Regions from separate parts of the Homo sapiens genome. Here region 2 is linked to region 1. The links are chromatin loops, found by intact Hi-C in ENCODE. Cell type or tissue: PC-9. All regions are shown on one strand. Links, peaks and the distances in the headings refer to the core of each region. The heading gives the core; the rest is flanking DNA.

Evidence for each region. Peaks named below come from ENCODE experiments on the same cell type or tissue, not always from the same donor. Only the 100,000 strongest peaks of a DNase experiment are listed, where the experiment ranks them.
Region 2: a loop joins it to region 1, with 4 times the contacts of the local background. A loop is called at or near these places in 1 of 110 quality-filtered maps.

The regions. Positions count from the first base shown.
Region 1 is chr3:139,552,698-139,568,510 of GRCh38, reverse strand. NMNAT3 (nicotinamide nucleotide adenylyltransferase 3) reads left to right here. Exons shown (of 7, transcript NM_001401600.1): 7 at 7,119-8,320. The coding sequence ends at 7,501. The region is part of intron 3 of COPB2-DT (COPB2 divergent transcript); the gene reads right to left. Among named protein-coding and RNA genes, the nearest start is that of RBP1, 21 kb to the right of the region's middle. In PC-9, for the core only: no CTCF peak of the experiment used is centred there; DNase peaks (open chromatin) are centred at 8,780 and 9,960; H3K27ac peaks cover 1,196 bases.
Region 2 is chr3:139,471,208-139,487,020 of GRCh38, reverse strand. The region is part of intron 3 of COPB2-DT (COPB2 divergent transcript); the gene reads right to left. It overlaps RBP2 (retinol binding protein 2), which reads left to right and starts at 10,505. Exons shown (of 4, transcript NM_004164.3): 1 at 10,505-10,634. The coding sequence starts at 10,562. RefSeq lists an enhancer at 12,975-14,174. In PC-9, for the core only: no CTCF peak of the experiment used is centred there; a DNase peak (open chromatin) is centred at 8,580.

The DNA of each region.
Region 1 (15,813 bases), core at 7,724-10,223:
AAAGCAGTGTGTAGAGGGAAATTTATAGCACTAAAGGCCACAAGACAAAGCAGGAAAGATCCAAAATTGACACCCTAACATCACAATTAAAAGAACTAGAAAAGCAAGAGCAAACACATTCAAAAGCTAGCAGAAGGCAAGAAATAACTAAAATCAGAGCAGAACTGAAGGAAATAGAGACACAAAAACACCCTTCAAAAAAGTAATGAATCCAGGAGCTGGTTTTTTGAAAGGATCAACAAAATTGATAGACCACTAGCAAGACTAATAAAGAAGAAAAGAGAGAAGAATCAAATAGACGCAATAAAAAATGATAAAGGGGATATCACCACCAATCCCACAGAAATACAAACTACCATCAGAGAATACTATAAACACCTCTATGCAAATAAACTAGAAAATCCAGAAGAAATGGATAAATTCCTGGACACATACACCCTCCCAAGACTAAACCAGGAAGAAGTTGAATCTCTGAATAGACCAATAATAGGCTCTGAAATTGAGGCAATAATCAATAGCTTACCAACCAAAAAAAGTCCAGGACCAGATGGATTCACAGCCAAATTCTATCAGAGGTACAAAGAGGAGCTGGTACCATTCCTTCTGAAACTATTGCAATCAATAGAAAAAGAGGGAATCCTCCCTAACTCATTTTATGAGGCCAGCATCATCCTGATACCAAAGCCTGGCAGAGACACAACAAAAAAAGAGAATTTTAGACCAATATCCTTGATGAACATCGATGCAAAAATCCTCAATAAAATACTGGCAAACCGAATCCAGCAGCACATCAAAAAGCATATCCACCATGATCAAGTGGGCTTCATCCCTGGGATGCAAGGCTGGTTCAACATATGCAAATCAATAAATGTAATCCAGCATATAAACAGAACCAAATCTCAATAGATGCAGAAAAGGCCTTTGACAAAATTCAACAACACTTCATGCTAAAAACTCTCAATAAATTAGGTATTGATGGGATGTATCTCAAAATAATAAGAGCTATCTATGACAAACCCACAGCCAATATCATACTGAATGGGCAAAAACTGGAAGCATTCCCTTTGAAAACGGGCACAAGACAGGGATGCCCTCTCTCACCACTCCTATTCAACATAGTGTTGGAAGTTCTGGTCAGGGCAATCAGGCAGGAGAAGGAAATAAAGGGTATTCAGTTAGGAAAAGAGGAAGTCAAATTGTCCCTGTTTGCAGATGACATGATTGTATATCTAGAAAACCCCATCGTCTCAGCCCAAAATCTCCTCAAGCTGATAAGCAACTTCAGCAAAGTCTCAGGATACAAAATCAATGTACAAAAATCACAAGCATTCTTATACACCAATAACAGACAAACAGCCAAATCGTGAGTGAACTCCCATTCACAATTGCTTCAAAGAGAATAAAATACCTAGGAATCCAACTTACAAGGGATGTGAAGGACCTCTTCAAGGAGAACTACAAACCACTGCTCAATGAAATAAAAGAGGATACAAACAAATGGAAGAACATTCCATGCTCATGGGTAGGAAGAATCAATATCATGAAAATGGCCATACTGCCCAAGGTAATTTATAGATTCAATGCCATCTCCATCAACCTACCAATGACTTTCTTCACAGAATTGGAAAAAACTACTTTAAAGTTCATATGGAACCAAAAAAGAGCCCGCATTGCCAAGTCAATCCTAAGCCAAAAGAACAAATCTGGAGGCATCATGCTACCTGACTTCAAACTATACTACAAGGCTACAGTAACCAAAACAGCATGGTACTGGTACCAAAACAGAGATATAGACCAATGGAACAGAACAGAGCCCTCAGAAATAATGCCACCTATCTACAACTATCTGATCTTTGACAAACCTGAGAAAAACAAGCAATGGGGAAAGGATTCCCTATTTAATAAATGGTGCTGGGAAAACTGGCTAGCCATATGTAGAAAGCTGAAACTGGATCCCTTCCTTACACCTTATATAAAAATTAATTCAAGATGGATTAAAGACTTAAATGTTAGACCTAAAACCATAAAAACCCTAGAAGAAAACCTAGGCATTACCATTCAGGACATAGGCATGGGCAAGGACTTCATGTCTAAAACACCAAAAGCAATGGCAATGAAAGCCAAAATTGACAAATGGGATCTAATTAAACTAAAGAGCTTCTGCACAGCAAAAGAAACTACCATCAGAGTGAACAGGTAACTTACAGAATGGGAGAAAATTTTTGCAACCTACTCATCTGACAAAGGGCTAATATCCAGAATCTACAATGAACTCAAACAAATTTACAAGAAAAAAACAAACAACTCCATCAGAAAGTGGGCAAAGGATATGAACAGACACTTCTCAAAAGAAGACATTTATGCAGCCAAAAAACACATGAAAAAATGCTCATCATCACTGGCCATCAGAGAAATGCAAATCAAAACCACAATGAGATACCATCTCACACCAGTTAGAATGGCGATCATTAAAAAGTCAGGAAACAACAGGTGCTGGAGAGGAGGTGGAGAAATAGGGAGAATTTTACACTTTGGTGGGACTGTAAACTAGTTCAACCATTGTGGAATTCAGTGTGGCGATTCCTCAGGGATCTAGAACTAGAAATACCATTTGACCCAGCCATCCCATTACTGGGTATATACCCAAAGGATTATAAATCATGCTGCTATAAAGACACATGCACACGTATGTTTATTGCAGCACTATTCACAATAGCGAAGACTTGGAACCAACCCAAATGTCCAACAACGATAGACTGGATTAAGAAAATGTGGCACATATACACCATGGAATTCTATGCAGCCATAGAAAATGATGAGTTCATGTCCTTTGTAGGGACATGGATGAAACTGGAAACCATCATTCTCAGCAAACTATCACAAGGACAAAAAACCAAACACCGCATGTTCTCACTCGTAGGTGGGAATTGAACAATGAGAACACATGGACACAGGAAGGGGAACATCACACAGTAGGGACTGTTGTGGGGTGGGGGAAGGGGGGAGGGATAGCATTAGGAGATATACCTAATGCTAAATGACGAGTTAATGGGTGCAGCACACCAACATGGCATATGTATACGTATGTAACAAACCTGCACGTTGTGCACATGTACCCTAAAACTTAAAGTACAATAATAATAAAATTTTTAAAAAAAGAAAACTATGTTTTTCAGTTTACCAAAATATATCAGGGACTTTAAAAATCTTTGCACTCTTTGCTTGATAAATTCCCATTCTAGGAATCTGGCTAAGGAAATAATTAGAGATTGGGACAAAGATTTATGCAGAAAGATGTTTATCACAACAGTTTTTACAATGGCAGGAAGTAAAAGCAATATCAATGTTTAAATATAAAGGAAAGTATACCTAAATTATACTGTATACATAGCATAAAGAAACTACATAAAAGGTTTTGATGATGTGGAGAAACACTTATGAAGGAAGTGGAAAAAAATCAGGATACAATACTGCATATAATCTTAAGTATATAAAAATATGACTATACTTCCCATCTGTTAGCATGTCTAAATAGAAAAGACTAAGGAAATACACTAAAAACTGATGGTGTTTTGTAGAAAGCAGAATTAATATTGTTGTTGTTATTTCTGCTTTAAATACTTACATATTTTCCATACATTCCATAATGAACACAGTTTGATGTTTGTAATTGGGGTAAAATGTAGAGCAATTAAAAACAGGAAGGTGGAATTTTTCTCAGCATAAGTTTGGCTTTTGATGAGATGGCATGTGTGTTACTAGTGACATATTTCTAAAGGACCATTTTGTGTGCTGCGTATTTTATTGGTGTGCTGTTATACTCTGGGGTTGCAAATTACGTGATGAGCTCGGCAATTTCTGGCTGCCAGAGCCTTGCTTTGCCCATCACTTCTATGATTTGCAGGCCTCCTTGGGCTCACCCAGAGTCATATGGATTGCTACATTCTGGGCTGCTTGGGTGTGACACTTTGGGATGGATGATGCCTTCAGTTCTTTAACAGCTGACTCTGTCTGTCTTTTGTGAAGGTGGCGCCCACCCATGGCTGATGGAACCAAGCACAGCTCAGCCACATTCAGAGGATTCCCTCTCCCAACAGAGCAGGCCCTTTATCTGTTTCCGTTTTATACTGAATGTTCCAAGGTGGCCTTGTATGGTAAATTTAGGTGCTGCCTGTCAGATGCTTCATCTCTCATGTCCTGTTTAGACCCAGAAGTCCCACATTTCTGAGTGTGTCTGTGAGGTACCATGACAGACATCACTGTTGGTGGCAGTGTTCACATGCTGCGCCAGACAGGAAATTTACATTGCATTCTCTCCATCACTCAATTCCCATAACTTCCAAAGAAAGCTTTACTATCCCCATTTTATGGCTGAAGAAACAGGCCCATAGGCTAAGTAATTTTCCTGAGGGTACCAGCAGATTTAAAGTTGAACCCAGAGCTGACTGACCTCAAGATTGGTGTTCTTTGATCTCACAGACTTAGGACAACCAAACTTTCAAAGATCCTAGTGGCACTTCCCTCACAGTCTATGTAAATTTCAGTTTTATCTACCTTTCAAAGCCCTTAGCTACTCAAAGGTAGAGCACACTGCCCCCAGAATGCCTATGGACATCCCATTTGTTTATGTATCTGTATCACTGTTAGGAGAAATCGTATTGATTTCTTTATACTACACCCTGGAGTTACATACTTAGGACTTGGATAGAGTCACTCGGTCTAAAAATTTTGTAACAGTGTTGTAAATGGATTTGGAAGAGATGTGTGAATGCGTTTGTGAGCCCTGAAGACAGGACTGCCAGGAATTAGAAGTCTGAGGCCCATGTTGCCCGAGAAGTGATCTATCACATGGTATTGTCGTCATGAAATAACAGGCACCACCAGCCTCACAGACATGCCTTTGATTTGGGGGGCAGGGGAGGTGTGGGCCCTTGTTCCTTCTAGGCAAGGCTCAAAGTGAATAGTATTCCTTGCTGTCATTGTTAATGAATCAAACGGTACCCAATGTTGAAACTGACATGCAGAAATTGTCCCCACAAAAAAATCTATTGGAAAAAGGAGGTGGTATCTTCTCTGTTCTCTGACCTGTAGGAAGAGAGGGGGTGTGTCCCAGGTCCCAGCAAATCCTGGAATGAAATGCACATCATAGTACCTCCCCCATAGGAAGACCACATAAAACTACCTAATTGTTTGAAAGACCAAACACTGTTCTCCTTTATACTACACTGGTTGGATAGATAAGAAATTGGAGTAAAACTTCACAGATGCAGAACCGTTCAAATATACATATGTGTTGTGAGCAATGGGACCAGCCCAAATTAGTGAAAAGTGTGAGTTACTGAATAATTGTTAAATGCTGTTTTATTGGTTTAAAAAGGCCAGACACTGGGAGACAATTCATAAATGTTGAGTGGGTGTTTCTATGAATAGAGTGGTAGATAAATGAGTAAATGGATAAGTGAATGAATGAATAAATGAAGGGTAATATCCTCATTTTAAAGTTGAGATCACATGAGGTATTGAACGTCAGAACCAGAATTTGGGTGTAAGGTGTCTGGCTCTAGAGTCTTAGTTTGTAACCACTAAGAGTTCATACATGCATGAATGAAGGAATGTTTGAATATCGTTTACTAGACCAGTATTATGCCGCTAGAGCATTTGAAAAGTGTGTTTCTGTGATTGCATATGTTGCTTTAAATGAGTCTAGAGCTCATCATCTCATGGATGGGGAAACTGATACCCAGAGAAAGGTCTTGGCTCTGGCCGCACAGCAGCCTGTGCCCAGTTGAGGCCAGGACTCAGACTTCTCCATGACACCTCCAGTCTCTCACTTTCCATTCCACAGTTGCTCCAGTGCTTTTGTGTGAACTCATCTCTCTGGTCCACATTTGGATTCCTTTAAAGGTTCCACCTTAGAGGATCCTAAACTGACCATTTACACAAGTTTTTCTCCAGTATGGTAGCCCTGGAGCCTCTCTTTACTCAGACTTTGTGGTGACTGACAGGGGCCAGTACTCTGGGACCCCAGTCTTTGCCATTTACTGAAGCTGGGATCAGCTTCTGGAAGAATCAGAGACCCTGCAGCTTGTTTCTAGCATAGACTTGGATTTCCTTTGCTGATTAGCTCACCAAGAGGGACACGGATAGTGCCAGGAAAATCAGTCTGGAACTCTAGGAAGGGCTTCTCCAGTATAATGCAGGTACAGATTTCCACCAGCAGGCAGCAGCAGAACCCAGCAGTTACAAATGCCACACCTGGAGGATGGCTGCCTGGGTTTGACACCTGACTTATCTGCCTAACTGAGTGACCTCAGGCAAGTCACTTATCTCTCTCTGCCTCAGTTGCCCCCTCCATAAAATGGGCACAATACTCACCTCATAAATTGTTCTGGGGTGCATATGGTATTATACACATAAAGAGCTTAGTAGTAGTGCCCACAGTAATCTCCCAATAAATGTTATGTATTATTTCATTATCACAATTAGCATTCTGTTAGAACACATTCCAAAGGATTATCCACATTAAGCATTGTTCTAGAGCTTTGTTTTATTGGAAACTGCAATGAAAAGGCCACCAGCTGGAGTCTTAGAGACCTTTTGTTTATCCAAAGAGCCTTTATAATTAATCTTTATAGTGAGATTGTTATATAAAAGTGCCAGGTACTAGTTCCTAGTAACACAAGGGCTGAAATGGATTTCAAATAAGGCAGTGACTTGTCCAAGGCCCATGGCTTGTTGGTCTCAGAGCTTTCAGAACCTTACCTTCTATCAGAAGACACAGTACTGGGTACAGCACAGCCACCTTTAGAGCACTCTGCCTTGGTCCAAAGCAACCACAGACAGACTTCTGTTAGAACACTGAAAAGAAAAAAAATCGTATTCCTTGGCACTTTTCCAATATTAAACAAAAGGTGTATTGATTAAATCATTACTTACAACTGTATTCCCTGAAATGGCTGCAGATTCATTTACATGCTTTTTCTTTTCAAGTCATGAACATGGAGACACTGAGTTCTCGATACATCCAAGAAAAGCATTTTGTGAGACTTTCCAATGATGTTGTCTTTCCTGGCAGTGACCTCTCTCTAACTTTACTGGGTCCATCCTTGTTTTTGCAGCTGTGCCTGAGCTGAAGCTTCTCTGTGGGGCAGACGTCTTGAAGACCTTCCAGACCCCCAACCTCTGGAAGGATGCGCACATCCAGGAAATAGTGGAGAAGTTTGGCTTGGTGTGCGTGGGCCGAGTAGGTCACGACCCAAAAGGTTACATCGCAGAATCTCCCATCCTACGGATGCACCAGCACAACATTCACCTGGCCAAGGAGCCTGTGCAGAATGAGATCAGTGCCACATACATCAGGCGAGCCTTGGGCCAAGGGCAGAGCGTAAAGTACCTGATTCCCGATGCTGTCATCACGTACATCAAGGACCATGGCCTCTACACCAAGGGCAGTACCTGGAAAGGCAAAAGCACCCAGAGCACTGAGGGCAAGACAAGCTAGGGAGGGGGGACTCAGCACCCACACCTCCTCCAACAAGCTCCTGCTGGGGAGAGGGCTGTTAAGGTTTCTGTTTTACTTTGGTTTTTGCTTCTCCATTTTTCATTTGCTTTATTTCTACAGTGATTCTACTTCTGAGGAGTCTTCTGTCCCAGGAAGAGATACCTTCTTTACAGGAGAGGAAAGGTCTAAATCACAAGGATAGACATTTATCAAAGAAGTTAAAATGGTGTGGCAGGTCATTAGGATTAGGCAGAATCTCTCAGAGCTGCTGGACAAGGAGGTCTACTTATTTTGTGTGGATGGTAATTATGGCATGCACGCTGAATGCAGTTCTGAGCATGGCAGCGGCCCCTGAGGGTCAGATCAGAATTGCCCACAATGTGTTTTTTAACTAGGACCAGGTGCAGCATGCTAGTCTTGATTGGAAAGATTTGACAGGATGCTAATTACTGAACAGTGGGTTTTGTCAACGCCCTGGTTTCAGAATATGAACTGAGGAGTCAAACAGTTGGAAACAGCACATTGCTGATTTACACTGGATCTTGCCTTAGAAACCATTGTCTGCCTGCCTAACCAGCTTTTCATAAAATTTAAACAAAACTCTTTCTACGTAGTGATCCTCAAGCAATATTTTTGATACAGCAAGTGTCAAACTTGCTATAGCATAAAAGCCGGGGCTCCTGATTTCCAGGTTTCTAAAAAGGAACTGAGGTAAAACAGATGCCTGACCGTTTTAAAGGATCTTTTTTAATGTTTTATGACTGCCTGTCTGTTTGAATACTGGCAAAGGGATAAATAATAAATTGACATCAAAAAGTACTAATGAAAAATTTCTCTTTTTTCTTCCTTTGTTATATTATTAATGCCTGATGTACCAGCTGTTGCTCTTCTTTTTAGCTGCTTCATGAAATTTGCTACTGTTCCAATTGAACTGGCATGAATTTAAAAGTTTGTGTTTCCAGGTAGTAGGAATGGAGGAAGCAATTGCTTTTTGGTGCCACACAAACGGCCTTCTAAAAGAAACCACTGGGCCGATAGCTCTTTTCAGGTAGGTCTCTGAAATATTAGAACAGGGGCCTCATGTGCATGTAGGATTTGTCATTCCGTTACCAAATTAGGGAAAGGTTTTGATTGGCCTAATTATGTTTGGGTTTACTCATTATACTTGCTGACCACATGACTGAATGCATTCAGAATTTACGTCTCCATGGTTTTACTCTGGTTCATCCTTGCTACAGGTTTAGTCATGCAGAAAAACAAAGGGCCCGTTAGGAAGAATCTATTTTCTCCCCCCCCGCAAAACATCTCAGTGTTTGCATATGTGTCATGAAGTGAAGTAGGAAATCAGGATTTTCTGGATCCAGCAAGGTCAGGGTGGGGAGCAGATTTTGATCCCTGCAACCGCTGAAGCTGCCAGCCATTCCTCACCCTAAATGAACTCTGCACTCCAAGAGGTCCCTAAGGACCCTGAGAATCCAGGGGGATAGGAATCAGACAGCCTTGTCCAAAAGCTGCCACAGCAAGCTGTGTGACTTTGACTAACTCCCTTCCCCCACTGTGAGCCTCCATTTCCCTGCCTCTAAAATGGGAGGTTTAATCAGACACCTCTAAATTATCTTCTAGTTCTGGTTTTCTAAGACTCTGAGTGCCTCTGACTTCAGCCTACCCAGCCTTCTTTGGATCCAGTGCATGTCTAGCCAGACTGGAAGCTCCCCAGGGGCAGAGAATCTTTGTTTCCAGGGTCCCAGAAAGGGCCCTAATTATATGGATCTCTAATTTCAAATCAATAATTTTTATTCTTATTTCTGGAAAAGGGCCTTCAAAATTATACAAGGTTTTGACTCTACAAAATGGATTTGCCATTTGCCCTGATGACAGTGTAGACAGAAGGGAAGTGACAATGTATTTGAGACCTGAAGGGTGAGTTCACAAGATCTGGGGATGGGTGGAGGCAGCTGGCTTTCAGGAAGAGGGAACATCACATGCAAAGGCCTTGAGGAAGAAGAGGCCAAAATGTGCAGCATGCTGAGCTGGATTCATCATCACTTCCTGGAGAAGGGGTACCTTATTGCATCATGCACCTGACAGCAGGTGTCTGAAGCCCCCATGCCCCTGTCCAGGCTTTCCATAGGCTCAGGGCACCAAGTCCAACCAGTCTGGAGGTGATGTCATCATCTCCCTGATCCATGTGTGCATCATGCAGCCCCTACCAGGCAAAACATCCATTTCTGAGCCTTTATGTTGTCTCTTTCTAAAATAAAACAACAAAACCTACTTCATTAAATACATATATAAATAAAACATTATATGTCTTAATTTCTGTACTCTCACTTTATCTCATTGATTCATGTAGCCTCCTTTTTTTAGCATCAGAAGAGAAATATGTATCACTGCTGTGCTCCTGACTTATTGTGTTAACACTGACCTGCATACCTGATTCCACATTCCTTTCCGTTCCCTCGGGTCTTTTCTGCATCTGCTTTGCCAGGGTGTTTTGTTTATTTTGCAAGAACAGAAAAACAGTGGTTTGGGCTCCTGAGTAAATAGAATTTCCAGCCTTAAATAAAGGTTCTCCTGTGATAGCATGTAGTGCCCAAATGAGAGGAGCTCTGTATCCTAGCCTGAGGAAAGGATTTTTCATTTATAATACTGTCTGTGTCACTTGGGACGGAATGATGTGAAATCCCATGTTAAACCAACAGCGCTCCAGATTTGCAAGGTACATTTGGTAATTGGGTTAATACATGAATATGAATTTCCTTATCCCCATCCTCACACTTTCTAGGCTAACAGTATTTCTGCCCTCCCTTTCTGCAAGGATCTTCATGCACAGATTGTGTTCAGTTTCAGTCATGAAGTTATTTTCCTGGATCAAAAATTGGCATTATAGATATACATGTGTGACTAATAAACAATCTGTAATAATGCATCTAGGCACACGCCTCAGAGTATTTTAGTATTGTTGAAATAACCTCATAGAGGATTGTTCATGGCACCACAGACTGTGAGGACTAGAGGGAATCTTCAAATTCATCTTGTCCTACATTTCCAAATTATCAAATATGTAAATCCCACAAATGAATGGAGTTTCACTACTAGAAAGAATAATAATAATGTGTTCTGTGCATGAGTTTGGGGAGGCCTCCTTTCTGTTCCCCTGTTGAAAATCTATAATGTGTGGAGTGCGTGCCCTCTCAGTCCTACCTTCTATACACCCGCTGTATGGAGCTGCTTTTCTCCATCCCTTCTGTTGCTTCTCCATCCAAACTGCCATCATCTCTCACTTGGATCACCCAACAGCCTCCTAACAGGATGCCCCAATCCAGTCCTGACCCCTCCAGTCCATTCTCCACATAGCAGGTAGGGCAGCTGTATGTGTGTGCAAATCTGGTCATATTACTTCCCTTCCCAAACTCCTTCTGAGGGACATTAAGAAAATGAAAAGATAAGCCACAGACTGGGGAAAAAATTGCAAAATGTATATCTAATAAACAATTTAAATTCAGGATATCTAAAGAACTCTGATGACAAAAATAAGAAGACTAACAACTCAATTAAAAAATGACCAAAAGATTTGACTAGACATGTGCGGGAGACGGGAACACAGCAGGCCTGATGTTGCTCTGTAGAAGGGTCTGCCTGTGGAGCTGGCCTTTGCCTGGCATCTGAGAACCTGGCTTTTGGAATGTTACCTATGTTTCCAGCTGATAAGGCTGTTTTGCCTTCCCAGGGCACTGAATCCTACAGTACCAGCTTGCCTAAACTGTTTGTACAAACAGTATGATTAATGGTGCACACCTGCTTTTCTCCTAGGAGTTTGGAATTTCAGTAATCACCATTGGTTGTGTGGCAGAAGAGTGCCTACATCACTAGGCCACAAAAAACTCTGGATGTCGAGTCTCAAGCAAGGCCCCCAGGCAGAAACAGCATGCACTGTTGCTGCATTTCACTGCTGGGGAGAGAAGCATGTTCAGTGCAAACCCCACCCTAGAAGACAGAACTTTAAAAGCCTGCATGTGGACACCTCCAGACTCTACCTTATGTGCCTTTCCTCCTGTTGTGTGGTGTTTCACTATGGTAACCATTGCATGGATGCAACTGCCTCTGAGGTCTGTGAGTCCCTCAAGCAAGTCCCCAAACAAGATGTTTCACCAAAGAAGATAACATAGATGAATATAATTAGCACATGAAAAGGTGCTCAACACCATTAGTCATTAGAGAAATACAAACCAGAACCACACTGAGATACCATTTTATGCCCACTAAAATAGTTCAAATCAATCTAGCATCCACTCTTAGATATCTATTAAAAGGAGGTAAAAACATATGTCCACTCAGACTTATAGGCAAACATCTGTAGCACCATAATTCACTATAGTAAACACAGGAAGCAATTCAGGTGCCCCTCAACTGACAAATATATAAACAAATGTATTATATCCATGCAATGGGATACTGTTCAGCAATTTTACAAAGGACTAGTGATGCCTGCAACAACATGGATGAACCTCAAAATGAGCTAAGTGAAAGAAACCAGACACAGAAGATACATATTAAATGATTCCATTCACATGAAATTTCTAGAAAAGGCAAAACTATAGAAGCAAAAGCAGGTCAGTGCCTGGGAATGGCATTGACAGCAAGTGGGCACAAGAAAATTTTGGGGGTGATAAAAATGTTCTAAAACTAGATTGTGATGATAGTTGCACAACTGTGTACATTTACTAAGGCTCATCAAACTGTGCCCATAAAATGGGTAGATATTGTGTTATTTAAATGACACCTTAATTAAGGTGTTTAAAAGAAAAATTCCCCTGAGTTTCTCCTGCTTGCATTTGAAGTGAAAACCCAGCTCCTCATGGGGTGGCCGCCTCCCCCCGGCAGCTCTTTCTGTCTCTGCTTCATCCATGGGGCTTTCTCCAGTTTCTCACCCCACCCTCCTTCCCATGAGTGCTCCAGCAGGTGCTGTTCCCTCTGCCTGGCACGCTTTCTTGCTTCTCCACTTCCTTGGAGTAACTCAGAGTCTTCTTCAACTCTCTACCTCAAGTCACGTCTCGCAGGAAGCCTCTCTGGCTCTGCCCACTGCAGTCCTACCTCCCTGCCCTTCTCCTTGGGGACACTCATGACTCCTGAAACTGTTGACTCTTCTCCTAAGTACAGCTTCTGGCTCATAGTGGGTGCTCAATAAATATTTCATAAAATAATGTCTGAATAATCATCTGAATTGTTCTGAGAAGCCCATGATAAACAAACCTGTTTAACTTTGTGTAAACCAGTGTTTCTGAGGCATGTTTTCACAAAGAACCCCCACCTTTTTTTTTTTTAAATGGAGTCTCACTCTGTCACCCAGGCTGGAGTGCAGTGGCGCGATCTTGGCTCACTGCAACCTCTGCCTCCTGGGAAGAACCCCTTTTTATACACATATACTTGATAGTATGTGCAACACAATATTTAGAAGAACAGTTTAGTAAGTTACTGTCTAAAGTTTTTTTCTAGTTTTTTTTTTCCTGCTACAAACAATGCTGCAACAAACACTCTTATGCATAAACCCTTAGAAGCCAGTGCTTTTGTTGGATAGATTCCCAGGAGTGTTTATTGCTATGTTAAATGGTATGTGTACATTTTATTCTAATAGATCTTACCAGATTGTAGACAGTAGATTTTAAGTAAGTTGATTTTTAAAAAAATAAAAAGCAGAATCCCATAGAGCTGCTAAAATTCTCATTTCCTTATTCCTTTCCAGAGAATCTCCTTCATTATCTTTGAGACAAACATGAGCAAAATCCATTTATTTATTTCAACAGATAATCTATGATGAAGAATTTCAGGAATTTATTTGCCACAAAGAGATAGCAATTCACGGGCAAACATTGTTCCTAGCATTTGCTGGGTGCCTAAGTCAAGGATTATTTTTAATTATTGGCAAAAAGGAACTCTTCAAACTGCCTAAATAAAGGAGGTGGGAGCATCAGGTATCATAAGAATGTCAAGAATGGAAGGACCCAATGACAGGACATATGATAGGTTTCAGGAGAACTGGGAAAAAAAGAAGAAATTGAAGTTCCCTCCTCTCCCCTCTCTCTCTCCCTCCTCCTCCTCTTCCTTTCTCTCTCCCTTCTCTCTCCCTGTCCTTCCCTCTCTCCCTCCTCTTCCCCTTTCTCCCTCTTCTTCCCTCTGTCCATCTCTTTCTTCCTCTCTCTCTCCTTCCTCCTCTCTCTCCTTTCTCTCTCCTTTTCTCTCCCTCTCTCTCCCTCCTTCTCTCTCTTCCCTATCTTCTCTCTTTCTCTTCTTCTCTCTCCTTCTCTCTCCCTATCCAGCAGCCTTAACATCTATGGCCAGATGACCCTCCCCCTTCACCCCTCATCTCAGTGTCATGATTCCAAATTCCCAGAGACATGCGCTGTCCCTGAATGGACTTGTTCATCCTTGCCCATGTGGCCATGACTGGCAGGTCGGGGCCATATGTTTCTTCTTCAAACTGTGGCAGTGACATTTCTGTAAAGGGGAAGAGTAAGTAGGAAGAAGGAAATGATAGGCACCCCAAACAGTTGAGTAAGTGCCCCTTAAATCACAAAGTAACCCAAGTAACCTGGCATTTTGTGCATATATCCTCTTACTCCTGTTTTGCTAGAGGCAGTAGACTAGGGTGGCATGCTGGTGGCCAAACCACACCACTGGAGGGAGAAAGGAAAGCTGGCGGGGATGGCACCTACATGTCAGCCCCTCTTCACTGTTCTCCTTCCACTGTGGGCATCCAGCACCTGAGCCTGGCTGGTTGGGCAGAAGCTGGGCCTGGATGAGCCTGACTTCCACAGGGGAGGGCAGAGGAAAGGGACTGAAGCTGGCTGGTGAGCCACCACCTTCAGGCCGATTCTGCAGAGGAACCAGGAAACTCCTGCCCAAGAGGCGCACTGAGCTCAGAACTGGGAGCATCAAGCCAGGCATGAGGGCCCAATCCTCTGCAGCCCCAGAACCTTGTCTCCAAAATTCAACTGGCTTCTTGGAAAAAGGATGGCAAATTTGTACAAATGGATGCTTGTGAGGATTGTGTGGATTTTCATCTCATCTCAAGGTGTCATCTCTTCCAGAGACCTGTCTTCCCTAACCAGTACCCTGCACCTCATTCCCATCAAAGCTGGAGGAGAGTCTCTCCTCTGTGCTCCCGAGCCCCTGTACATCCCCAGTCACATCTCCACTCATCCTGGTTTTCCCATTTCCGTGGCTGTCTCCTTGGCCTGACTGTGTACCTGGTGACAGCAGGGGCTGTGTTGGAACCAGCTCAGTGTCTCACAGTATGCAGACCAAATACCCCATGGAATGGCTTCTGGATAGTCTGGTGAAGGCCTGGCATCCACTCCCCCTTCCTAACAACATCCTGAGTTCCTTTTAACAGCTTTTCTTCCTCATCTGGTGGAGCATTGCTGCATGCTCATTCCCAGATTTTAAACCTGAAGTACAGCAACAGACTGAAAAAGACTGGAGTTTGTTCTAGTGGCTGTGTTCTAACCAGAACCCAGTATGAGGTCACACTTGTTTTTCTTATTTCCCTCCCAAAAATGTTGTTTACTGCTTGATAATCCATCTAATAAATTTTCTTATTTCTTAAGTTCTCCAGAATCTGTTTCTGCTCCTTGCATCTTAAATAGAAAGAAGGGTAGGGGGATGATGGAAGAAAGGAAGTGAGGGAGGGAGGGAGGGAGGGAGGAGGGAAAGTAACTCAAACCCTGAGTGAATGAATGGGTGAAATAAGACCACAGCCTGGCTGGAAAGCCTGCCATCAGCAGGCCAGAAGTGGACAATGGTGATGGTTGCTGTGATGAGCAATACTGTTTTTCTGGAACAGCCAGACCAAGCCCAGACATTCACATCTATGTCAACACTGTGCCAGCCATGGAGATTATTTCAGAAAATTCTCCCCAGCCTTCACAAATGTTATCAGGCCCACGGTGTCCTCTGCCATCTCAGTTATGACTAATGGACATCTACTGAGCTCCTGCTAATAGAGACAGGAAGGCCAAGGCCCTGGGCCTCAGATTGCCCCAGATTGCCAGGGTCAGAGCACAGGGAAGTGGCCAGGGCAACTGAGCTATAAAGATATCTGGGCTCAGGTTCCCAACATGCAGAGAGCATAAGACTCACCTACAGAGCTTGGTAAAGATGCCATCTGCTGGGCGCATCCAGACTCTGATTCAGTAACCTGGAGTAGGCCCAGGAATCTGGGCTTTAACAACACCCCAGGACTCTGAGGCAAATGGTCTCTATTTAGGAGACACTGAGAATTGAGAGAAGGAAGAAATGCAGGTAGGCGTGCC
Region 2 (15,813 bases), core at 7,038-9,537, 81 kb after region 1:
AGTGGCAAGAAAAAAAAAGTAATCCCATCAAAAATGGGCAAATGACAAGACGTTTCTCAAAAGAAGATACACAAATAGCCAACAAACATATGAAAAAATGCTCAACATCACTAGTCATCAGGGGAATGCAAATTAAAACCACAATGGTATATCACCTTACTCCAGCCAAAATGGCCATTATTAAAAAGTCAAAAAAAGCAATAGATGTTGGAATGGAGGTGGTGAAAAGGGAATGTTTATGCACTGCTGGTGGGAATGTAAGTTAGTACAAACTCTATGGAAAAAAGTATAGAGATTTCTTAAAGAACTAAAAGTAATCCATTAATAGATCCAGCAGTCCCACTACTGGGTATTTCCCCAAAGGAAAAGAAGTCATCATATCCAAAAGATACCTATACACGTATGTTTATCACAGTACAATTCACAATTGCAAAGATATAGAACCAACCTAACTGCCCATCAACCAATGAGTGGATAAAGAAAATGTGGTATGTGTATATGTATGTATGTATGTGTGTGTGTGTATATATATATATATATATATATATATATAACTATATATATATAACAATATATATATATAAATATATATATATTGTTATATATATATATATAGTTTTATATATATATATATATATATATATATAACAATATATATATAACACCCTGGAATACTACTCAGCCTTAAAAAGAATGAAAGCTCTCTTTTGCAGCAACTTGGATGGAGCTGGAGGCCATTATTCTAAGTGAAGTAACTCAAGAATGGAAAACCAAATACGGTATGTTCTCACCTATAAGTGGGAGCTAAGCTATAGGTATGCAAAGGCATACTGAGTGGTATAATGAACTTGAGACTCAGAAATGGGGAGGGTGGGAGTGGGGTGAAGAATAAGAAACTACATATTGGGTGCAATGTACACTACTCAGGTGATGGGTGCAGTAAAATCTCAGACTTCACCACTATACAATTCATCTATGTAAAAAAACCACTTGTATTCCAAAATCTATTGAAATTATATATTTTTGAAAAAATAGAAAGGAAAAGAAATACAAGTGTTAGTGAACTGAAGAAATAAGAGTTTCATACATTGCTAGCAGAAATGTAAAAAGGTGTAGTCACTTGGAAACATTTAGAAGTTCCTTAAAAAGTTAAATACAGAACTATTTCTATATCAGCAATTCCACTGCTAGGTATACACCCAAGAGATATTAAAACATAGGACCACAAAAAAAAACTTGCAATTGAATGTTTATAGCAGCATTATTTCTAGGAGACAAAAGTAGAAACCCAATGTTCATCAACAAATGAATGGATAAACAAACTGTGTTATATAGATACAATGGAATATTATTCAGCTATAAAAAGGAACTAAGTACTGACATATGCTGCAACTTGAACCTTGAAAACATTATGCTACGCAAGAGAAGCTCGACGTAAAAAGACATATATTGTATGGTTTGCTTTTTGATCCAGAATAGGTAAATCCATAGAAATGAAAGCAGATTGGAGGTTACCAGAGGATGGGGAGAGGGAGGAATGGGGAGTGACTATGTATGGCTGTTTTGTGAAGTGATAAAAAAGCTTTCAAATTAGAGCTGGTGTTTATACAATATTATGAATACACTAAATATCACCATATTGTACTTTAAAATGGTTCATTGTATATTATATAAATTTCCCCACAATTAAAAAAACTTTATATAGAAAAATATAGAGCTCATTTTTTAAAGAGATATATTTCAGGAATTAATTTTTAGCCTTTTCCAAAATTGTTCTTTTTAAAGTTACTTACCAAATAACTAACTTATTTGTTGAGCCCCTGCTACACATTCAGTATGCTTTTTCTTCCTACTCCAATGGCATTCAAATTTGGACTCTGCTCTTGATGCTCTAACATTGAAAATAACCTATCCCTTATAAGAAAAAAAAGAAATAAATGAATGAAATGAAAAAAATACAAAAAATCAATGAAATAAAAAGTCATTTTTTGAAAAGATAAATAAAATCAACAAACCTTTATGCAGACTAAGAAAAAAAGATCCAAATAAGTAAAATCAGAGATGAAAAAGGAGACATTACAACTGATACCACAGAAATTCAAAGGATCATTAGAAACTACTATGAGTAACTATATGCCAATAAATTTGAAAACCTAGAGGAAGTGAATAAATTCCTGGACACACACACCTACCAAGATTGAACCATGAAGAAATTCAAAACCTGATACACCAATAACAAGTAACGAGATTGAAGCCATAATAAAAAGTCTCAGCAAAATAATGCCTAGGACCTGATGGCTTCACTGCTGAATTCTGCCAAACATTTAAAGAAGAACCAGTATCAATTCTAGTCAAACTATTCCAAAAAATAAAGGAGGAAGGAATACTTCCAAACCCATTCTATGCGGCCAGTATTATCCTGATACCAAAACCAGACAAAGACCCGTCAAAAAAAGAAAACTACAAGTCAACGTCTCTGATAAACATTGATGCAAAAATTCTCAATGAGATACTAGCAAACCAAATTCAACAACACATTAAAAGGATCATTCATCATGACCAAGTGGGATTTATACCAGGGATGCAAGAGATAGTTTCACATATGCAAATAAATCAATGTGATATATCATATCAACAGAATGAAGGACAAAAACTATATGATCATTTCAGTTGATCCTGAAAAAGCATTTGATAAAGTTCAACATCCTTTCATGATAAAAAAGAAAAACCTCAAAAAACTGTGTATAGAAGGAACATACCTCAACACAATAAAAGCCATACATGACAAACCCTCAGCTAATATCATACTGAATAGGGAAAAACTGAAAGCTTTTCCTCTGAGATCTAGATCAAGATAAGGATGCCCACTGTCACCACTGTTATTCAACATAGTACTAGAAGTCCTAGATAGAGCAATCAGGCAAGAGAAAGAAAGAAAGGGGATCTAAATTGGAAAGGAAAAAGACAAATTATCCTTGTATTTATATCCAGGATATATATCCTTGTAAGTATATCCTTTGGTATACTTTGTATATACTTTGATATACCTATATGATATATATCCTTTACTAGTATTTATATCCTTTTACAAGGATATCCAAATTATCTTTGTAAAATATCCAGATGGTATTTTCTTATATTTAGGAAAATCTAAAGACGCCACAAAAAATCTACTAGAACTAATAAACAAATTCAGTAAAGTTCCAGGATGCAAAATCGACATACTAAAATCAGTAGTATTCATACATGCCAATGGCAAACAACCTGGAAAAGAAATCAAAAAACTAATCCCATTTACATAGCCATAAATAAAATAAAATGGCTAGGAATAAACTTAACCAAAGAAGTAAAAGATCTCTACAATAAAAACTATAAAGCACTGATGCAAGAAATGGAAGAGAACACCAAAGAACGGAAAAATATTCCATGTTCATGAATAGGAAGAATCAATATTGTTAAAATGTCCATGCTATAATACCTAAAGCAATCTACAGATTCAATGCCATCCCAAATGTACTATAAACTATTGACGTTCTTCACAAAATACTACTGACATTCAAAATACTAATGACATTCTTCACAAAAATAAAAAAAAAAATCTGAAAATTTAAATGAACCACAAAATATCCAGAATAGCCAAAACCATCCTGAGCAGAAAGAACAAAACTGGAGGAATCACATTACCTCCCTTCGAATTATACTACAGAGCTATAATAAATGGTACTGGCATAAAAACAGACACATAGGCCAATGAACAGAATAGAGAACCCAGAAACAAATCCCTACATCTACAGTGAGCTCATTTTCAGCAAAAGGGCCAAGAACACACATTGGAGAAAGAACAGTCTCTTCAATAAATGGCACTGTAGAAACTGGATATCCATATGCAGGGGAATGAAACTAGACTCATCTCTCACCATATACAAAAATCAAATAAAATGGATTAAAGACTTAAATCTAAGACCTCAAACTATGAAACCACTATAAGAAAACTTTGGGGAAAATCTTCAGGACATTGGCCTGGGCAAAGATTTCTTGAGTAGTACTCCACAAACACAGGCAACAAAAGCAAAAAAAGGCAAGTGAGATCACATCAAGTTAAAAAGCTTCTGCATAGCAAAGAAAACAGTCAACAAAGTGAAGAGACAACCCACAGAATGAAAGAAAATATTTGCAAACTATCCATCTGACAAATGATTAATAACCAGAATGTATAAGGAGCTCAAACAATTCAATAGGACAAAAATCTGATAATCTGATTTTAAAATGGGCAAAAGATTTGAATAGATATTTCCCAAAAGAAGTTACACAAATGACAAACAGGTATATGAAAAGGTGCTCAACGTCATTGACCATCAGAGAAATGCTAATCAAAACTACAATGAGATAGCGTCTCACCCCAGTTAAAATGGCTTGTATCCAAAAGACAGGCAATAGGCTGCTGAGGATGTGGAGAAAAGGGAACCCTGATACACTGTTAGTAGGAATGTAAATTTGTACATTCACTATGGAGAACAGTATAGAGGTTCCTCAAAAAGCTAAAAATAGAGCTATTATACAATCCAGCAATCCCACTGCTAGGTATATAACAAAGAGAAAGGAAATCAGTATATCAAAGAGACATTTGCACTTTCATGTTTATTGCAGCACTAGCCACAATAGCCAAGATTTGGAATCAACCCAAGTGTCCATCAACAGACGAATGGATAAAGAAAATATGGTACATATACACAATGGAGTACTATTCAGCCATAGAGAGATCAAGATCCTGTCATTTGCAACAACATGAATGGAACTGGAGAACATCATGTTAAGTGAAATAAGCCAGGCACAGAAAGACAAGCTTTACATGCTCTCACTTATTTGTGGGAGCTAGAAATTAAAACAACTGGACTCATGGAAATGGAGAGTATTATAGAATAATCATTACCAGAGACTGGGAAGAGTAGTGGGGAGGGGGAGTGGGGATAGTTAATGGGTACAAAAAAGATTACATAAAATTGAGTATTTTATAAAAGCACAACAGGGTGATTAAAGTCAACAACAGTTTATAGAATATTTTAAAATAACCAAAAGAGTATAACTGGAGTGTTTGTAACACAAAGAAAGGATAAATTCTTGAGGTGATAGATACCCCCATTTGCCCTGATGTGATTATTATGCATTGTATGCCTATATCAAAATACCTCCTGTTTGTAACCATAAAAATTATGTACCCATAAAAATTATGTACCTATAAAAAACTATGTACCCATAAAAATTAAAAATAATTATTTTTTAAAAAGATACTATTAAGTAAAAAAAATGAGGATTCAAGTTTGTTGTATTCTACTTTTTGGATAAAAAGACGAGGGAAAATATATCTTTATATTTGATTTTATAAAGAAACTCCGGAAAGATACACAAGAAATTAATACAAATAGTTTCCTGTTTAACAGTAGCAATAGTGGAAAATGAACATGAGTGAACCAGACTTTTCATTGTATATCTATTGCTTGAATTTCTAACTATGTGAATGTTATTACATTAATACCTGCTTTAAAATGCAATGAAATGTGAATAGATAAACAAATAAACAAGAATGAAGTAGATCATATGTACTGATTTGCAAAGATTTCCATAATATGTCAAATGAAAATGCCATACATTCCTTAGGTCTAGTGGAAAGAAAAGTCAGGGAATCTCAAGTTTCACTGGATGGGATTGCCAAGGGCATTCCAAGGATCCTTGGTAGAGAGGCAGGAACAGCTCCCTTGGGAAGAGGTGGTTTGGATTGACCACTGCCAGCTTACTACCTACTCTCAACTGTTGGGGGAGGTTGGAGAGGACAAGGGGATTGCAAAGGGCCCCTTCTTGGACCAGAGCAATTTGAGTCCTTGTGGCCATGGGAGGGATGAGGATTTGTAATCCCCCTGTTCTCCTGTTCTGCCTTAAGAAGGGGCACAATTTACATGAAAAATTAAGACTAGACCCAGCCCTACCTAGTGGCTGAAGGAACTCCAAGACACACTTTCCCCGGGGCCTCCATGTGAGGACAAATCTAATGGAGCATCTAGTTCTCCTACTGAGAACATTCAATTAAGCTAGATGTGCAAGTCACAGGGGCATTGCCCAGGAGTGGAAACCTGCGTACAAGCTGAGCAAACATTCCAGCCAATGGCCCTTTGCCTGCTAAGGGAATGCCTTCTTACATCAAGAGGAAGAAGAAAGCAGGACAGAGCTCGGCGAGCCTGGGTGGGCCTGGGCCTGGGCCAGAGAGAGACTGCTTGCCTGTAGGGAGCCAGCCCAGGAGCCCAGCTGCTGCAGTCAGATGCTCCCAAGGACAGCAGGTAAATTCCTGAGAGTCCTTGCTGTGCTCACTCTTAGCTGACTGATTTATCTCAGAACCAAGCTTCTAGGGAGACCCACCTCTGCTCTTTTTCATGTAGTCTCCAGAAAGCTTCTTGTAACCTGGAAAGATTGGTTATAGTTGATCATTTTCCTCCATCTTAAAAGTCACCTGAAGAATTCCACAAGGACTTAGGTAAGTAAATTCAGAAATGGAGTCACCCAGGCAACTGAGAAAATGGAATGTCCAGGTATGTGATTTGTGAGTGTAGCGGACAGAGTTGGGGGCCCTAGGACAGAACTTTTGAAATTGGGCTCTGCTACCAATTTTAAGATTGTGGTGTTCCTTAAATGGAAGTTGTAGGCAATAGTGGCTGAGTTATTGAGTAGCACTTGCTTTTTCTCATCCACTATCCCTCACTTTTTCCCCTCAGTACCAACCCCAGTTCCTACACATACATAGATCTGGAACAGAAGAATATGCTGAAGCTGTGTTTTGTTGAGGGCTTAGGACAAGTCACACACTTACTAGGAGTTTGGTCTGTCGCCCCCATATCTAGTTACTATCTTGGAACAAACACATACTATGTGCCAGGACTCTGTTAAGAGCTTTTTGGTTTTTTGGTGTTGTTTAATTCTTACAATGACCCTGATTCTCAAAGAATGAATCTGAGACTCAGAAACGTTACGGATCCCCCAGTTAGGAAGCGTTGAAACGTAGATTCAAAACTTGGTGTGGCTGACTCCAAGCTTTAGGATTTTATTTTCCCTCTCTATTTATTTCCTCTTTTATTTCTGTTACTCTAAAACAGTAGTTCTCAACTGTGGTTGTCAAGCAGCCGCAGCAGCACCCAGGAACTTACTTAAAAACATAAATTCTTGGACCCTAACCCAAACCTATTAAGTCAGAAATTCTAGAGGTGGAGCCCAGCGATCTGTGTTGTAATAAGCCTCCAGATGATTCTAATGCTTGTTAGAGGTTGAGAACCTCTGCTCTATAAGGGTTAGTCTTAATTTAAAAAAAAATGCTTAAACTAATATCTCTCACAAACATATAGTCAATCAGTAATTACAGCCTCCTTAGCACAAGTTTACTTCCCATCACTCATGTGGGTATAATACATGATTTTAGTTTGAGTTTGTACTAAATTGCTTTTCTATAAATAATCAACATAATTATACCTTTTTTATTAAGGTATAGTTTACATACAATAAGAAGGCACAGATCACAAGGGTAGAGTTTGAGTTTTACCTTTACCTGCTCTCCCTGGCCCCACAAAAACTGATCTATTGTATATCACTGTAGATTAGGCTTGTTCTTTTCTAGAGTTTCATGTAAATGAAATTATATAGTATATGATCTTTTGTGTCAAGCTTCTTTCCCTCAGCATAATGTCTGTGAGATTCATCTTTGCTGTGTATATCAGGAGAGTGCTCCTTTTTACTGTCGAGTAGTATTTCATTGTGTGAATATACCACAATTTATTTATCCATCAACTCGTTGATGGAAGTCTGGGTTGTTTCCATATTGTGGCTATTATATCTGAAACTTTTTTATATCATTCAAGTACGAGAGTATATCTGAAACTAAGGTTATATGGTAAGAGTATATCTGAAACTCTTACCATATAATGATAGTTGACTGGGTTTAGAATTTTATTCAAATGTATTTTCCCACATTATTACAAGATATTGTTCCCTTGTCATATTCCATCAGAGTTGTTGAAAAGCCTAATATCGATCTCATTATTACATTGTTCTTTTATAGGTAATCTGTATGGTTGTCTTTGTTCTCTCCGGGAAATTTTAGAATTTTATTTTTATCTACATTTGCATCACAGTATGTTCTGTGTTAATATATTCTGGGTAATCTCCTTGACTGCATCTTCTATTTCACTAATTTTTCTTAAGCTGTGTTTAATCAACTGTTTAACCCACCTATTACCTTTTTAATTTTAGTGATTATATTTTTAAGAACTACTCTTTTTAAATTTTTAATCTGTTTTTAAAAACATTATTTTATTCCTTTTTCATGTTTTCAGTGCTTTTAAATTTTCTTTATTCATTTTAAACATAATTATTTTATAGTCTGTACCTGATTTTATTAATTGAAACTCCTGGAAATCTAATTTCACTGTATGTTTCTTCTGATGATGCTCTTGGTGGGTTACAAAGAGCATCAGTTTGTATGTGTTTGTCAGTGTGTGTTACAATTTTGGATTATGAGCTCATATTTGGCATGGCTTTATCACACAGAATTCTGGTTGATCTGGTTTTGAAGGTGTGTTCCTCTTCACAGCTTTTACATTTACTTCTTCCTGGCAGCTTAAAAATGTTAACAAGCACAGGACATTTATTATTTTAATATTTTAGCTAACAGAAAGGATAAATTCAAACCCCAAACCAAGGTCAGAGCAGAACAGAACTTTTTTTTTTAACCTATGTAGATCCCATGCCAAGTAGATAAACTTTTTTCTTGTCTGTTGCTGCAGATTTTGACTAATTTACACCCTCAATGAGGGAGTAGCCCTTCAAGTGCCTGGCTTTATATAGACATCTCAGTTTCAAATTTGCGTCTTACACCAAGACAAATTCCTCCCCCCTCAATGCCCATGAAAACCCAAGCCCCTGGCTTAGTGCAATTAGCAACTCCTGTCTTGCCCCCAGCCCCTTCCCCTACCAGGCCAGCTTCTCATTACACATTCTTACAGGAGAGGCCTACGGGGTAGGAGGCCTCAGTTGCAGGCAGGAGGGACGGTGGAGGCCCTGGAATTTGACCTGGGAGGGACTATCTACTTCTCCAGCCCAGGAGGCTGAATGCTCAGTCTACAGCAGCTTCTGGCTGGACTTCACAGGATGAATCTCCAAGGTTTCTTATCTGTCTACTCCTTCCTCCACTCATTTTCCATTTGTGGTAAAGTTATTTCTTTCTCACCCCTTACCTTTCCCCATTGGCCTTTTGACAACAGCTGGGCCATTTTTCACTCTGTCTTCCTAACTCCAGTGTATTTACTGAAAGATAAATGTGCTGTTTTATATCCCTCGTACCACACACAGAGTCATTTACTTAGATTTCACAGCACAAGGATACATATATGAGAGCTGCAGTGTCATCATCAAAATAGGTCTCACTTTGGGAACTCATGGTATATCTGTCTCAGGCCACACCTCCATTCTTCACAGTCACTTCTCAGACACCACATCTTGGAATAGAGTGTCAGAGCAATAAACTAAACCCATTTCCATTGGGACAGCCCATTTGGAGAACATTCCTGAACCAAGGGTCCTTGTCCAGCTATGCCCCCACTTTGATCCAGGTGATCCTCAGCTTTCCCCTTGGATCTTAAAACAACATTCCACTACCCCTCTGCCTCCATCTGGACTCCCTCCAGGCTCAGCTTGCTTTTAGCAGAATCATGTTCCCAGAAAACACTTTTCTCATGTCTCACCCTGCTGCTAGGAAGTCCACAGGGCACCTTGCTTCCACAGGGAAGCAAGAGAGATTTGGTCTCTTAAGTCAGGCTCCAAACCTCTTTCAAAGCTGACCTAGCACACTGTTGAAGAAAAGGATTTGGAGCCCAACAGATCTGAGTTTGAATCCTGGCTCAACCACTTACAAGTTGTGATTAGACATGTGATTTAACCTCCATGATCCTTTCTCATCTGTAAAATAAGGATGGTTAAACATAACTCACAGAGCTCTTGTAAGCTGAAACAAGATGAAGTATGCATGCTGCCTGGAACAGAGTAGAGTAGAGCTCCACAGGTGTGAATTCTGTCTTTTCAGTTTCACCAGCCTTGCTATGAGTGCTGGATTCATGGCTGATAGACTCCAGGCTTGAGGCCTGGGTACTAGTGACCCATAGTACATGTGGGGTAGACCCTGGATGTTTGTTTTCTTCCATTACTGGATGAAATGTTCTGTGTGGGACAAGGGGCCCATGGGGACCCAGCCAGCCAAAAATGAGCTGCTCTAGGGCCCTGCTTATGGTGCAGGACACTAGGACACCCACGCCTGGCCATACCAGGACTTTGTTCGTGGGTTACCTATAGTCTCGCTGAACTTTACAAAGAAAAGTTCTTTTGAGTTGTGCTTCTGCCCTTTGAACCTCTTATCTTCAGAGTCACAAACCTGGCCCACTAGGCTATAAAAGAAGCTCATTCCAGTGTATTCTCCCTGCAGCCTGCTCCTTGCCATCCACCACAAACCCTCACCGAACCAGTGGCCACCACCATGACAAGGGACCAGAATGGAACCTGGGAGATGGAGAGTAATGAAAACTTTGAGGGCTACATGAAGGCCCTGGGTAAGGAGGAGACTGGGGATGGGGAGGGTAGCTGTTGTTGGGAGTACTGTGGTCTGGCCCTCCAGACAGTGCTGCTATGGAGTTCAACAGACCTGTGGCAAATCCTCATGCCTCATGTACAGCTGTGCAATATTAGGCAGATCATAAGAATTCTCTGAGGCTCAGTTTTCTCATCTGGAAACTGGGAATAATGATAAATGAGATTATGTCTAGGATGCCTTAGCACAGTGCCTGGCCCACAGAAAACATACACTGAATGTGTATGTCAGGAGGATACACACACAACAGAGTAAAGCCAAACTTGAGAGGATAACACAGTCGCTCTTCTGCCTTGTGACCACCATCTCTCTGATAACCACTTGGACCTGATATTATCCACCAATGACCTCTGCATTGTTCTTTTATCAGTTTTGTAATGGGGAAGCAGAAAAGAAATAGCTAGCAAATCTCTCAGCCTAGGGAAAATCAAGCTCATGGAAGCCTAGAGAGGCTGTTGTCAGATAGCACAAACAACCCACTGCTTATATGACTTCTGAACTGGGTTCCAGGCCAAGGGCTACCAATTGGTGCATGTCCTGAGTTCACCACAGAGTGGGTTCCCTGTGGAACTGGCAGAAAACACATAGCCCTGCCCAGCCTACAGGTTCTGCCTGGGACTAGAGTGAGTGGGTCCCCAGAGGGGAGCTCACAGTTACTGGGTGGCTCCTGTGCTCCAGGTGCTGAGCAAGGGGCTTTGGCTGCCTGACCTTATTCCATCCCTCAGCAGCCTCTTTATCACCTCTTCTAGCTTTAAAGTTCTCCACATATGGGGTAACTTCGCTGGAACTTCCTCCACATGCAGAATGAGAGAAACGGCAGTGGGTGGAGTTAGAGGCCCAATAATAACTTGGATATGATGGTGGGAGGTCTCTCCAAGAGTGGAAATCATGAGTTTTTTGGTGTGATAAACTTCTAGCTTGAAAATGTCCACCATGTCAATGAAAAAGGAGAGCTGTGATATGTTCCATATTTGTGGAACTAAGCACTTTCTTCATGTTCTTTTTTTTTTTTTTTTTTTTTTTTATTTTGGGGACAGAGTCTCGCTCTGTCGCCCAGGCTGGAGTGCAGTGGCGCGATCTCAGCTCACTGCAAGCCCACCTCCCGGGTTCATGCCATTCTCCTGCCTCAGCCTCCAGAGTAGCTGGGACTACAGGCACCCGCCACCACGCCTGGCTAATTTTTTGTATTTTTAATAGAGACGGATTTCACTATGTTAGCCAGGATGGTCTCAATCTCCTGACCTTGTGATCCACCCGCCTCGGCCTCCCAAAGTGCTGGGATTACAGACGTGAGCCACCGCACCCGGCCTCTTCATGTTCTTTAGACTGGTTTCCAACACTGAATAGCTTTCCTTTTCATTCTGGTTAGCAGGATTTTTACCTCAATATAGTTGGGAGGAGGAAGAAAGAGACAAAAATCCTCCTACCAGAGCCCCATCCTCAACCCTGTTGCACCTGTGATTTTTAGTACCAGGAGTGGCCAATAGAAATGGGATTCTGATACTACACATGGGTAAATGGATTGGAGCATAGCTTGGAACTAGAATTCTGAACAAGATTATACAGATAAGGAAACCAAAGCAGAAGGGTCAACACAGCTCGGACTAGAGTCCAGGGCTTGCTCTGTGACCGTGAACCAGTTTTTTAACCTTTTGGAACCTCGGTTTCCTCATCTGCCAAATAGAGATAATAGCCCCAGCCTTGCCTGTCCCTCCAGATGATATTAGATGTACTTGTGGTTTTGAGCAATTAAAAGTACTTTAACAAGGGTTATTTGGAAGTTTCAAGGTTTCAGCAATATGCTGAATAAGCCAGAGTCAAGTAATATAATTAGAAAGAAACCTTGTGTCTTTTGCTGCTTATGCTTCAGTAACAAAAAGTCCTATGATGACTTAGATTTAAAATCTAGGCTCTGTTTAGTTTATGGCTCTGCAGAGTGGACCCCTAAAGCCCACCTCTCTAGGCTTAAGGTGAGAAGCAAGCATTCCTACCACCCTCTTTCTCCTCCTGGGGGTTGGGAGGATGCAGAGTACACTACACCATCAGCTCTCTCCAAGAAATCCTGCCTCTAACAACAGCCTTCCTCTGGACTCTTTTCACATCAACTTACACCTTTAATGTGAGTAAGGGGCTCACAAGTTGTGAATGTGATATTTGAATATCTTCACCATTGAGGTTTCAGATTGGACTTCCTAATGCTCCTTGGCATCAAATATTTATTGTCTCTTAAAGCTTCAGCCAAAACTTCCAATTTAATATCACATTACATTGATTTCACTCTAATGAGCAAGTCGTTTGATCTCTTTGTCCCATGATCTCCGCAGTGTAGAGTGTTAGGCTGACACTCAACTGATTAAGATTAATACCATACATGGTACTACTAGGTAAACCCAGAGTGGGAATCTGTTGGTGCCTGGTTTACCCAGATGCTGACAGCCCAGTGTCTCAGGACCCCAGAAACTTGCTCCTGCCCAAGTCATGAGGCCCTGTGCAGAAATGCCTCACCCAGAGTCATCTTATCACCATTGAGGTAGGACCCCTTGTCCTTCTCAACCTGCCGTGGGAACATGGGTGGGGCAGGCATGGCAGTGATTGAAGACAGGTCTCAGGGGGCTCAGCTAGAAGCAGGCAAGGAAGAGCTGCCCCTTCAATCTAACCTGCTAAAAGCAGCCCAACAGATCTCAACAGTTTCCTCCATGCCCAGGACATAAGACAGGCTGCTTTCCCAACACTGAGATGTCAACGAAGCTTGCCTTCCTTACCCTTTTGAGCAGAGAGACCCTTAGCATTTGGGAAGAGTATGTGTAGACATCCTCAAATGTGTGACTATTGTTAAGGATGGTGCCTATTCCCTATCTAAGAATCATCGATTTCTAATACTTTAACCCCTAGCACTAGAGAGTTTGCTTTTTCTGTGGGCCTGGTTGTTGGTTCAGTAAGGAAAGAGCAACTCTACTGAGATGTGGGGTTGGGCAGTAAACTGGCTTTGTCACTAGCCCAGTGACCCACTCCACACACTGGCCTCCCATCATGACTCAGCCACCAGTCTCAGCAGAGTAACACATCATGGTAACCTTTGGGTTTGCCACAAATTACATCATTAAGAGTTCAAAAGGTGAGTGAGCCAAGGGTCAGTGGTACTTCCTCTCCTGCCTTCTTAGGCACCTGGTGTTTCTCACCCCAGATTCTTTCTTGACAGTGAGGAAACCAGTTGGTGAACTCTTTTGCCCTGAGGAACTTGTCATGTCCTGAAGTCAGTCCTCCTTCAGGTCAGATCAGGCGATGAAGGAATGGGAGGGGTGGTCTTCATTTTTAAGAGATGATCAAGAAGGACAGACATAAGGAGGTCTCAATAATGTGAAAGAATACTGGGAGAGAGTTCATTAACTCTGCCCAGGTGGGAATCATTCAACTTCTCTACCAAAGCTTTAGAAGGTGCTGTGGATGCCAGGGACTGTGCCATCTGAAGCAGAACCAACCCTGGAATCTGCTCTCAAGGAGTCAGGTTACAGCCATGCACAAATGGTATTCCTGTTTTTTATTACTGTTTGATGAATTACCCCCAAAACGTAGTGGTTTGGAACAACCACGTCATTTAATTATTATTTCTCATGGTTCTGGGGGCTGACTGGGTTCACCCCAATGGTTCCTGCTCAAAGTCTTTCATTTGGTTGCAATTGGGCAGCAGCTGGGGCTGGAGCCATCTCAGGCTTCCTTACTCATATGCATGTCTGGCAGTTGGTGCTGGCTGGCAGCTGAGACCTTAACTGGCCTTCAGCATCTACATGTGGTCTCCCCATGTGACCTGGGTTTCTTCACAGCATGCTGGCTGTATCCAAAGAGAAGAGATACAAGCTGCATGGCCTTTTATGACCCAGCTTCAGAAGCTACCGGGTACCACTTCCACCATATTCTATTGGTTGAAGTGGTACAAGCCTGCCTGCATTCAAGGAAAAGGGACATAGACCCCACCTCTCAGTGGGATGAATGTCAAGGTTGCATTGTAAGAACAGCATGTAGGATGAGAGGTGTTATTGCAGCCATTTAAGAAAATATAATCTGCCACAGATGGGCCAGTTGAGATTCTATGCCTTGGGCTCAAAGGGGCTATGGGTATCAATAGAACAATAGTAACAAGAAGTGTGTGCATGGTGGTGAAAGGAGCTACAGTACATGGAGTCAGTAAAGGCTTCCTGAGTACTTCTTGGTGGGGCTTTGAAGGAAGAACAGGAGTTCTCCATGCAGAGATGGAGTCAGGCATAGCCCCATGGGTGTGTGCACAGGCATGGGCCTGGGACACCAGAAGGCACTGTATTACCAAGGAGTGAAGTGCAAGGAGGAGGCAAAAGAATAGTCTGGAAAAGCAACAGGATCTTTAAGTCAGTGTGCTGCACATGAACTTCACCTTGCAAGGAGAGGGTCTAGGAAGAAATTGTATGCAGAGGAGAGAGATGCTATCAATGCTCACTCTAACAGAGATAGAGTGAATAGACCAGCAGACTGTCAGAGAACTAAAGAGGTTGTTACAATGACCCTGGGAAGGTATTGAGAGCAGTACCCAGAAAGGGTGAACAGGGAGATGTCCAGAGCAGGAAATAGACTGGATTTGGTGACTAGAGGAGGAAGAGTCAGGGAGGAGTCAGCCTAGAACATGAAAAACTATCACATAACTTTACCAGTGAAGATGGGGAAGCATGTGTCCAAAAATTAGATGTTAAATTTATACCTCTTTTAGGAAATTTTCATTCCATAAATTGTAACTATTTGGGGAAAACCCATTATTTTCTTAATTCACAAATGAAGGTGAGGATTATCTTCTATGAAGAACATCTTTTTCACTTAAATTGACATGCACAAACTTAAAAGTGCAGTGGCTATCACAAACAGTTCTAGTGGGTCTCTGAAAGCTCCACTAGGAAGGCAGAGCCCTGAGAGGCTGAAGTCAGACAGCTCCCATCTAAGTGGTCTCTGCCAGGAAATATTCCCCGAATATGTGTCTTGTGCAAAATCTCATCTTGACCATTTAAGAGCCTGCAGTCTAGCATGATGGGTGAGCACAAGCACAAATTATTCTCATACCATGATACACATCACACTAGAGCTTTATATGCATTTCTTCATTTTAGTGCATTCAGTTTTCA